Linked DNA regions of Homo sapiens: region 2 is linked to region 1. The links are chromatin loops, found by intact Hi-C in ENCODE. Cell type or tissue: Caco-2. All regions are shown on one strand.

The links. Peaks named below come from ENCODE experiments on the same cell type or tissue, not always from the same donor. Only the 100,000 strongest peaks of a DNase experiment are listed, where the experiment ranks them.
Region 2: it touches region 1 in a loop (13-fold over the local background); 53 of 110 quality-filtered maps call a loop at or near these places.

What each region holds. Positions count from the first base shown.
Region 1 is chr1:91,995,832-92,000,831 of GRCh38, reverse strand. The region is part of intron 15 of BRDT (bromodomain testis associated); the gene reads right to left. Among named protein-coding and RNA genes, the nearest start is that of EPHX4, 32 kb to the left of the region's middle. In Caco-2, a CTCF peak has its summit at 2,996 (motif pointing left); no DNase peak of the experiment used is centred here.
Region 2 is chr1:92,288,923-92,293,922 of GRCh38, reverse strand. GLMN (glomulin, FKBP associated protein) reads left to right here. Exons shown (of 19, transcript NM_053274.3): 4 at 2,386-2,505; 5 at 3,617-3,725; 6 at 4,772-5,000. Among named protein-coding and RNA genes, the nearest start is that of GLMN, 7.6 kb to the left of the region's middle. In Caco-2, a CTCF peak has its summit at 2,359 (motif pointing right); no DNase peak of the experiment used is centred here.

The sequences.
Region 1 (5,000 bases):
AAAATTCCTTTATTAAATCAGTTTGGGCTGAGTTTTCTGTCATCTGCAACATGGAACATCCTGATGCGTGAAACTTAATTGATCACTTGATTCAATTCTCTCTAGTCATAGTCTACAGGTTCTAATTCGTGGCTGAAGAACAAGAGGGACAAATCAAAACTGAGCTGCTGTCTTTGTTAACTAACCCAAACTAACAAAATCCTGGCCACTTACATATTATAGGGACTTACATTTAAGCTTCTACCATCCATCAATCCCTTGACTGATTCTCTGGCTAAATCATACTGAGGTTGAGGTTAGAAGAAGAGAGCAAGGAACATCAAGGAATAGCAGTGAGCATAGGAGGGCAAGACAAAACACTGTCAAAGAATGCAGAACAAAAGCTCACATTTTTAATTTGTACGTCTGTACACAGCCTCAATGTAGCCATGTTTCCTCACTTCAACAAGGAAAGGGAAAAAATAGTGAGAAAAGCTGTAAGTATAGGACTGCCTTCCCTTCTCTGCTTCCTGTCAGTGATTATTTAGGAAGGAGAAAAAGTATGTATGGTAAGTGAAATTCTAAAGTGACCCTTAATTTGCTGACTCTAAGTTGGTAAGTGGTGATAGTGCCATTATTGACAATTAAAGAGGAAGGATTAAAATCTGGGGACCAGACTGGGTGCACTGGCTCAGGCCTGCAATCCCAGCACTTTGGGAGGCCAAGGCGGGAGGATTCCTTAAGCCCAGAAGTTTGAGACCAGCCATGGTGAGATCCCATCTCTACCAAACAAAACAAACAAATAACAACTTAGCTGGGCATGGTGGCACACATTTGTGGTCCCAGCTACTTGAGAGGCTGAGGTAGGAGGATGACTTGAGCCCAGGCGGTTGAGGCTGCAGTGAGCCATATTTGCGCCACTGTACTCCAGCCTGAGCAACACAGGCAGACTGTCTCAAAAAAATAAATACAATCTGAGGACTAAAAGGGGGAATTCAGTTTTTACATGGCTGTGTTTGGAATGCCTATGTGATGTTTAAGTAAAGACATTTAGTAGAGTTGTATAAACATGCCTGGGGCCTGGATACATTTGAATTGTAAAAATGAGACTAGAAGTCATGGATGCCAAAGATCACCCAAGTATAGAGCACTGCTTCCAACCTTTTCCATGTCATGATATATAGAAAATGATCAATGTATGGCCACCTGCATAAATGGAAAGGCTGCTCCCAGCTCATTGCTATAAGAGCTGAGGGGACATTCATTCAGTAAGACTGTGCTTTGAAACATGGTTGGGAAATTCTGGGGTAGATGAAAAAAACAGAGAGGCTTAAGGATGCAATTCAGAGAATTATCAACATCTAAAGGGAGGCAAATAAAGAGATATCTGTAAGGAACAGACAGATGGGATTGTTAAGAGAGGTGTCATAAAAGCCTAGGAAGTATGTCAAGGGTCCAACTCTCTGAAAAATATTTTTACATGAATGACCCTGTGATACCTCAAAAGACTACAAAACTCATCTTTCCTCAGAAGCCTATTCTTCATCTTGTGTCCCGGGTCTGTCAACCTGGACAGTATCCAGCCAGTATCCTGTGAGCCACCGAAGCTTATATCCCTGGGTTATTAACCCAGCATGTTTTCATATTTTGCAGACCTGCCCATTCTACTCTTGCAATTTCTTTTAACTTTCCCCTTCTCTTTCCTTCTATCACTTTATGTCATTTTTTCCCTACTACTGCAACAGCCCAGCTGGTCTCCTTCCCTTCTCTGGTCTCTATATTCTCCTTTCCTTCAACTCACCTAAATAATATTGGCAAATTAATCACTCAGAGGCACACCTTCACTCAAAAAAACCTTCATTGCCTCCCCACTGACTATGCTATTATAATTAAGTCCAAAGTATCTAAAGGGTTAAATGATCTAAACCTGGTCTACCTTTGTAATTTTCCACATTCCTGTTTAATCCAACCAAATCTTTAATCACATGGAATTATGAGTTGCCTAAATACCTTCACATTCATGTTGCTTCCTCCATCCAAATGCCTTTCCATACTAAATAAACATAGGTAAGCCTTATTTTTTTTCTGCACTATCCAGCTCAAATGATACTCATTCTGTAAAATATGTATCTGCCAAACACATCAGGTGATTCTGCCTTCTTCACCTCCTTAAACTTCACTTTAGGTTCTTTCAGGGCACATTATTTTTACTTTATATACCAGTTGTTTATTTCTCCTATGAGATAGCAAACTCCTGGATTTACTTTTTCATTTGCAATTATGAATTCATGTTTATATAACAGCCTAAATATTTTAAAAACTCAATATAATTTGGTGAAGTTTAAAAAAATTTTTTTATTATACTTTAAGTTCTGGGATACATGCGCAGAATGTGCAGGTTTGTTACACGTGCCATAGTGGTTTGCTGTACCCATCAACCTGTCATCTACATTAGGTATTTTTCCTAATGCTACCCCTCTGCTAGCCCCCCATCCCCCAACAGGCCCCAGTGTGTGATGTTCCCCTCCCTGTGTCCATGTGCTCTCAGTGTTCAACTCCCACTTATGAGTGAGAACATGCAGTGTTTGGTTTTCTGTTCTTGTATTAGTTTGCTGAGGATGATGGTTTCCAGCTTCATCCATGTCCCTGCAAAGGACATGAACTCATCCCTTTTCATGGCGGCAATTTAGTGAAGTTTTTATGAGAAGGGGAAAGGGTAAACTATAAGGATAAGGGTATGGCTAAAAGCTTCAACTTATAAGGAAAAAAAATTCAACATTGTCCATTTCATGTGGAGATCATATGTGGGCAGGTGTGATGAAAACCAGTAACACTTAAAAATTCATTTTTTAATCTTTTATGTACTCTAACATTTTGTCAAACTATTTTTCCAATAAGAAAACTTCAACATATTGCTTTTATCATTTAATTGTAAGGTTTAACAAAAAATTTATTTCTATTGAGATTTAACTCCAGAAAAAGAAAATGTCTCTATAAATTTTATGGCTCACATACATTTGCAATTTCCCTTGGGCATAGTGCCACCTACAGTTGGCAAATGTAAACCATGTTGTTTCTGAGAATCTTGCTAACTGCAAAAGAACAGCTACTCTGGCATCATCCAAACTTTCCTTTATATATTAGCTTACTAATAGGCATCATATAAACAGAATTTCAAGTAATATAATAAACTGATCCTTACTGAAGGTGTAGGTATTAAAAGCCTGACTTTTCATAGATAGGGTGTTTTCTTAAATTAGGAATAAGAGAACACCTTGACTACATTCTCACCTTTGTTTTTCATAATCTATTCCTTTTCAAGGGCAAGGCTACCCTAGCATTCTTATAAAACATACTCTAGTTAAAAGAGTAACTTTTTCCTACTTTAGCTCTTTATAATGAGCCTTCAAATGTTCAAATCCCTCCAATTAAAAAACTCAAAATAATCTTGCCCACTCCTCCAAAAAATCTATTTTCCTGTTAAAGCCACAAATATCTTTCCATCCTCTTTACCAACAAAGTTCTTCAAAGAATGCTTTACATTCACTACACTCAAATTCCATTACTTCTCAATTTACAACAATCTGGTTTCTGCCCCATCACAACAGGTACTAAAAAAGCTTCCGCAAAAGTAAAAATTCTCACATTCCCAATGTAATGCTCTCTCTCCATTCCTCATCCTACTTAAATGCTCTGCAGTATGTGATACTTTTGATTTCCTTCTAAAAAAAAAATCTATCTTCCTGGGCTTTTATTACACTATTTTTTCTTTTTCTCTACCATTGATTACCTCTTCTTTTAACTATTTTTTTCTACTTTTACTGAGGAGGTTTTGTTTCTTAGAATTTTGTCTTTAAGCTTTTCTCTTCCTGCTCTGCAGATTTTCCTGGGTGTTTTCATTTATTCTTATGGCTTCAAGTAGCTTCTACATACTGTTAATTCCTAATTTCTAATTCCTGTTACACCCTGTTAGTTCTAGAAACCTATTTCTAGCTTTATATTTCCACTTAGATATTCTGTAACATCTCAAACATGTGCCAAATGAGTTCTGTCCCCTGTTTTCAATCCAACTATTAGATAATCTCCCAGTAGCTCATTCATCCTAACGAAGTATATCAATTCTGCCACAAAAATACCTTATATATCCACATGCTTTCTACAGTTGCTGTGTTAGTTTTGGTCCTAATAATTTATTTCCTAGACTACAGCATTCAGTGTCCTTACTTAATCCTAACTACATCAGAGCATCATCTTAATCCATCCTCTACATGGTAAGCAGCAATTTTTTCCCTATTATAAAACCTGGGGCTGGGTGTGGTGGCTCACGCCTGTAATCCCAGAACTTTGGGAGGCCAAGGTGGGTGGATCACTTGAGTCCAGGAGTTCAAGACCAGCCTGGCCAACATGGTGAAATCGTCTCTACAAAAAGTACAAAAATTAGCCGCATATGGTGGTGCATGCCTGTAATCCCAACTACTTGGGTGGCTGAGGCATGAGAATTGCTTGAACCCGGGAGGCAGAGGTTGCGGTGAGCAGAGGTTGTGCTACTACACTCCAGCCTGGGCAACAGGGCGAGACTCTGTGTCAAAAAAATAAATAAATAAAATAAAATTGAATAAAATCTGATTATGCTTCCTATACAAAGCTCCTTGTTGTACACAAAGTATACAAATTTGTATATAATTTGTTGTATACAAATTAATGGCACTGGTATTCTAGGTAACTCATGACCTATAGCTATCATATCTTCTGTTATCCTCCAAGTATCTTGAAAATGTATTTCAAAAAAAGAGTAGACATAAATATTTCATACTTTGGATATTTGTTTATTCTTCTTCCTGGAATGCCCTCCAGTGTGGCCTTAGATATTTTCTCCATTGATCTCCATTCCCTTCCCCACAATGAAGAGATATAACTTTAATTAAAGACAAAATGGAATATTCAAACACAGAATAGGGAGGCTGAGGCAAGCGGATCATCTGAGGTCAAGAGTTCGAGACCAGCCTGACCAACATGGTGAA
Region 2 (5,000 bases), 290 kb before region 1:
TCCGTGAGTTCAGTTGTTTTGGTTTTCAGATCCCACAAAAAAGTGAGAACGTTCAATGTTTTTCTGTGCCTGACTTCTTTCACTTAACATAATGGTCTACAGTCCCATCCATGTTATTGCAAATGACAGGATGTCATTCATTTTTGTGGCCAAATAGTACTCCATTGTGTATGTGTACCACATTTTCTTTATCCATTCATCTGTTGATGGACACTTAGGTTGCTTCCATATCTGAGATATTGTAAATAGTGCTGCAATGAACATGGGAGTGCAAATATCTCTTCAATATAGTGATATCCTTTCTTTTGGGTATATACCCAGCAGTGGGATTGCTGGATCATATGGTAGCTCTATTTTTGTATTTTTTGAGGAACTGCCAAACTGTTCTCATTAATGGTTGTAGTAATTTACATTCCTACCAACAATATCTAAAAAAAAAAATACAAAAAATTAGCCGGGAGTGGTGGCGGGCACCTGTAGCCCCAGCTACTTGGGAGGCTGAGACAGGAGAATGACGTGAACCCAGGAGGTGGAGCTTGCAGTGAGCTGAGATCGCGACAATACATGTCGCGACAATATATGAGGGTTTCCTTTTCTCCACATCCTTGCCAGCATTTGTTATTGACTGTCTTTTGTATATAAGCCATTTTAACTGGGGTGAGATGATATCCCATTGTAGTTTTGATTTGCATTTCTCTGATGATAATGATGCGTACCTTTTCATATGCTTGTTTGCCATTTGTATGCCTTTTGGGAAATGTCTATTCAAATCTTTTGCCAATTTTTTAATCGGATTATTAGATTTTTTCCTTTAGTGTTGTTTGAGCTTCTTTTCTATTCTGGTTATTAATCTCTTGTCAGATGGGTTAGATCTGCTTTTTCATTATTTATATATTTTTTTGAGATAGGGTCTGTCTCTGTCACCCAGGCTGGTTTGCAGTGGTGTGATCACAACTCACTGCTACCTCGCCTCCCAGGCTCAAGCCATCCTCCCACTCATCCTCCCAAGTAGCTGGGGCTACAAGCGTGTGCCACCAGACCCAGCTAATTTTTGTATTTTATACACAGGGTTTGGCCGTGTTGCCCAGGCTGGTCTTGAACTCCTGAGCTCAAGTGATCCACCCACCTCAGCCTCCCAAAGTGTTGGGATTACAGGCATGAGCCACCATGCTTAAAAAAAAAAAAAAAAAGAAAAGAAAAGACGGGGTGCGGTGGCTCACGCCTGTAATCCCAGCACTTTGGGAGGCTGAGGTGGGCGGATCACGAGGTCAGGAGATCGAGACCATCCTGGCTAACATGGTGAAACCCCATCTCTACTAAAAAAAAAAAAAAAAAAGGCAAAAAATTAGCCAGGCATGGTGGCGGGTGCCTGTAGCCCCAGCTACTTGGGGGGCTGAGACAGGAGAATGACATGAACCCAGGAAGCAGAGCTTGCAGTGAGCTGGGACAGCGCCACTGCACTCCAGCCTGGGCGACAGAGCGAGACTCAGTTTCAAAATAAATAAATAAATAAGAATGTATTTAACTTTAAAAAACAGAGACAGGGTCTCACTAGGTTGCCCAGGCTGGTCTCAAACTCCTGGGCTCAAGTGATCCTCCTGCCTCAGCCTCCTAAGGTGCTGGGATTAGAGACATGAGCCACTGCACCCAGCCAACCACCGTGCTTTTAAAGAAGGACTCTAGGAGGGTAGTGATCTTATCCAGTGTGTTCCTCACTTTATTTCTAACCTCTAGAATATTATAGTGTAGGCTTGGTAAATACTGATGAGTTAAAATACAAAGCAGGCCAGAGAAGTGGAATACATTGTTGATCCTTTGAGAATTAGTGGTTTTGATAATGAATGTGAATTAGTCATTATAAAGATAAACTTTTACTTGTATGGTAAGCATTCTGAAATATCTTTGAACATAGAAGCCACTTGTATGTAGGAGAGAAAATTAATGAAGTTGTATCCCTTCTTTTTTTTATAAATTACAAGGATTATATTTAGAGACTCCAAGAACTTTAAAAGGTACATGAGCATTGGCTGGATTTCTTTATGAATAAGGGGAGCAAAATTGTCTGTGGAAGTTAAGTACCTGTATTAAGCAAATTAACTCTTTTGTTGGAAATAGAGGCACTATTTAAATCTTGGGAAACACCAACTTGCCTGATAAAAAGTAAAGACCCTTTTGCCTTTCCTCAGGGAACATATTAAAAACTATTTAAAAATGTTGATGTCTGTTAGTAGCCAACCCTGGAAAGTCTCTGGTGAAATGTCATAGGCTTCACTTGTCTCATCTTCCTATTTCAGAAACAATTCTGAGCTCTTCCAAGATAGGAAAGCACACTGCGAGAGTCCTATAGATGGCAGTGTTTGCTTTACTCTGAAAATGTTTTTACAGGTCATCATCAAGAATATGGGCTGGAATCTCGTTGGTCCTGTTGTTCGATGCCTTTTGTGTAAAGATAAAGAGGATAGTAAAAGAAAAGTTTATTTTTTGATCTTTGATTTATTGGTAAAGGTAAGTTAACAAAACAAGGTTCTCTTTATCATAACACACAGCAGTATTTTATAATTCCCTTTAATGTTTATTGTTTGGTAAGAAAGCTTTTGGTTCATGAAAGTACATGCAGAAAGGAACTCGTTGGAGAAAAGACCCAGTCTTATTGATTGGATAGGCAATTCCATTTCAGGATTTCCCAAATTTTCTGGATAAAAGAATTGTCTAACCTCATATTAACCTCATATCGGACCCATTGATTCAGCATCTCCAGGGAGAGACCTGGGAAGCTATATCTTAACAAGTAGCCTTATCGTATAGATGTGGAATACAAGCTTTAGAGAGGTAGTTCAAGGTCACATTTATCTTTTGGCAACATTGGAACTAGATTAAAATCTCAGTCCTCTTTCCTTTGTGGTATGTTCCCTAAAAGAAAATGGAAGGCCTAGAATACAAGTGATTAAAATTGAAGTAGGAATAGGGTAGAATACAGATCAGTTGTGACTAACAACCTTAGAAAGCGACCCTGGGTAAAAGGCTAGTAGAGTTTACAGTCAATATTTGATGGCCAAGAAAGATAAATTCTGAGAAAAAGTATATTATAAGAAACTGTTTAGTGATCAGTGCAAATATACCCAAATATATATTGGAAGGAGAGCTCCATCTGTATGAGTTATTGACTATGGGAGCTGGGAGCTTTTAAAAAACCAGTCAAGTGAGATGATAAGATATGGCCAGTCAGAAAGCAATGCAAAGTTTTACCTGTTCAAAAAATACAAAAGAGATTCCAGACTAGTCTAAATAGGCTTGCAGCATGGGATTGAAAGGTCCCACCTGCTGGAGCCCCTGAGAATCTGTTAAGGCAATTTCAGAGTGGACAGGTGAAGCTCAAAGGAAACCTGAGCCTAAAGATCCATTGACTTCTTGCTTTTTAGTTTTATAGTTACTTGACCATCACAGATTCTGTGTTTTGCTCATGCATATTTTTTCAACAATTGTATAAATAATTTTAATGTTAAGCAAAAACATAATTGTATAATATTTTGTCGATACATGCCTTCTTAAAAATAGTAATAATGTGGCTTTAAATACAACTTGTATTAAACAGGTTCAATTGTGAATATTTTTATAGTTATGCAATCCAAAGGAATTATTGTTGGGTTTGCTTGAACTGATTGAAGAGCCCTCTGGAAAACAGATATCCCAAAGTATTCTTCTTTTGCTTCAGCCATTACAAACAGGTAATGAGAATTTTGATATCAGAGTACTTCTTGTTGTATCTCTAAATGCCTTGATGGTTACCTCAAAATGTCAATACTACACCAAAGTAAAGTTTACAGCTAATTAGTGAGTACTCTGCTTAAACCAATAATAGCAATGCCAATGTGAATACTGCTGCTCATAGAAAGATTATAGTATCTGGCCAGAGTGGGTACCCAGTAAATATTCTGTTGAATGTCATACTATTTTTCATGTGCTATATTGAAAACTATACCTTTTTGCCTAACCTTCCTATCTGCTGCTTAAATCTAGAATTTTCTCTCTAAACATGTTTCAAGGGTTACCTCTGTGGTGTCTGCAGTACTAAATCTGATAGCATTATGGTAGTCTGGAAGAGTATCAGGCAAGGCATTGCTCAGCCTCTGCTTTGGGAGGTTGGATTGGGCATAGCAAAGCTACTACTGAAGAATGAAACGAGGAGATATGGGATGATAAGGCTCCATGGCTGAGTGCAGTAACAGTATTGGTAGGTAATGGGTCTTAGCAACCAAGGCAGACAGTATCCATAGGAAGAGGTTATTTTTCATTTTAGGAAATTCGTTTATCTCACAATCTGATAGAGGGACCTAGAATCAGAAATTAAATTTGTTTTAAATATGAATGCCTGCCAGCTTCATACTACCTGTAATATTCAGTCTTCTAGGGAAAAAAAATCTAATAATACCACCTCCTATTTGTGTAGTGCTTTATAGTTTACAATACACTTATATTTTGTGCTTATAACAACCCAAAAACATGGAAAGAACATGTTTCTGTCTTAAGTACATAGCCTGTTACACATAGTCTGTTATAAACATAACCTAAACAGCATTTCATGGCAAGATGCTGTATTATTTTATGCACAACTAAGAAGAAAAAAACACTGCCAATTAGACTGTGATGTGTCATCTTGATTCAAGAGTTGTTAAAATGTGGGAGGAGGAAGTGTCTTATAATTCCACATTTGCCGAATTTCTTGTCCCATGTTTAGCATACTTGATGAGCGACAACTTGATCTCTGTTTTAGTGATTCAGAAACTTCATAACAAGGCATATTCAATTGGATTAGCATTGTCTACCCTTTGGAATCAGCTATCTCTTCTTCCTGTTCCATACTCAAAAGAACAAATACAAATGGATGACTATGGCCTTTGTCAGTGTTGCAAGGCCTTAATAGAGTTCACTAAGCCTTTTGTGGAAGAAGTCATTGATAACAAAGAAAACTCACTGGAAAATGAAAAGTTAAAGGATGAATT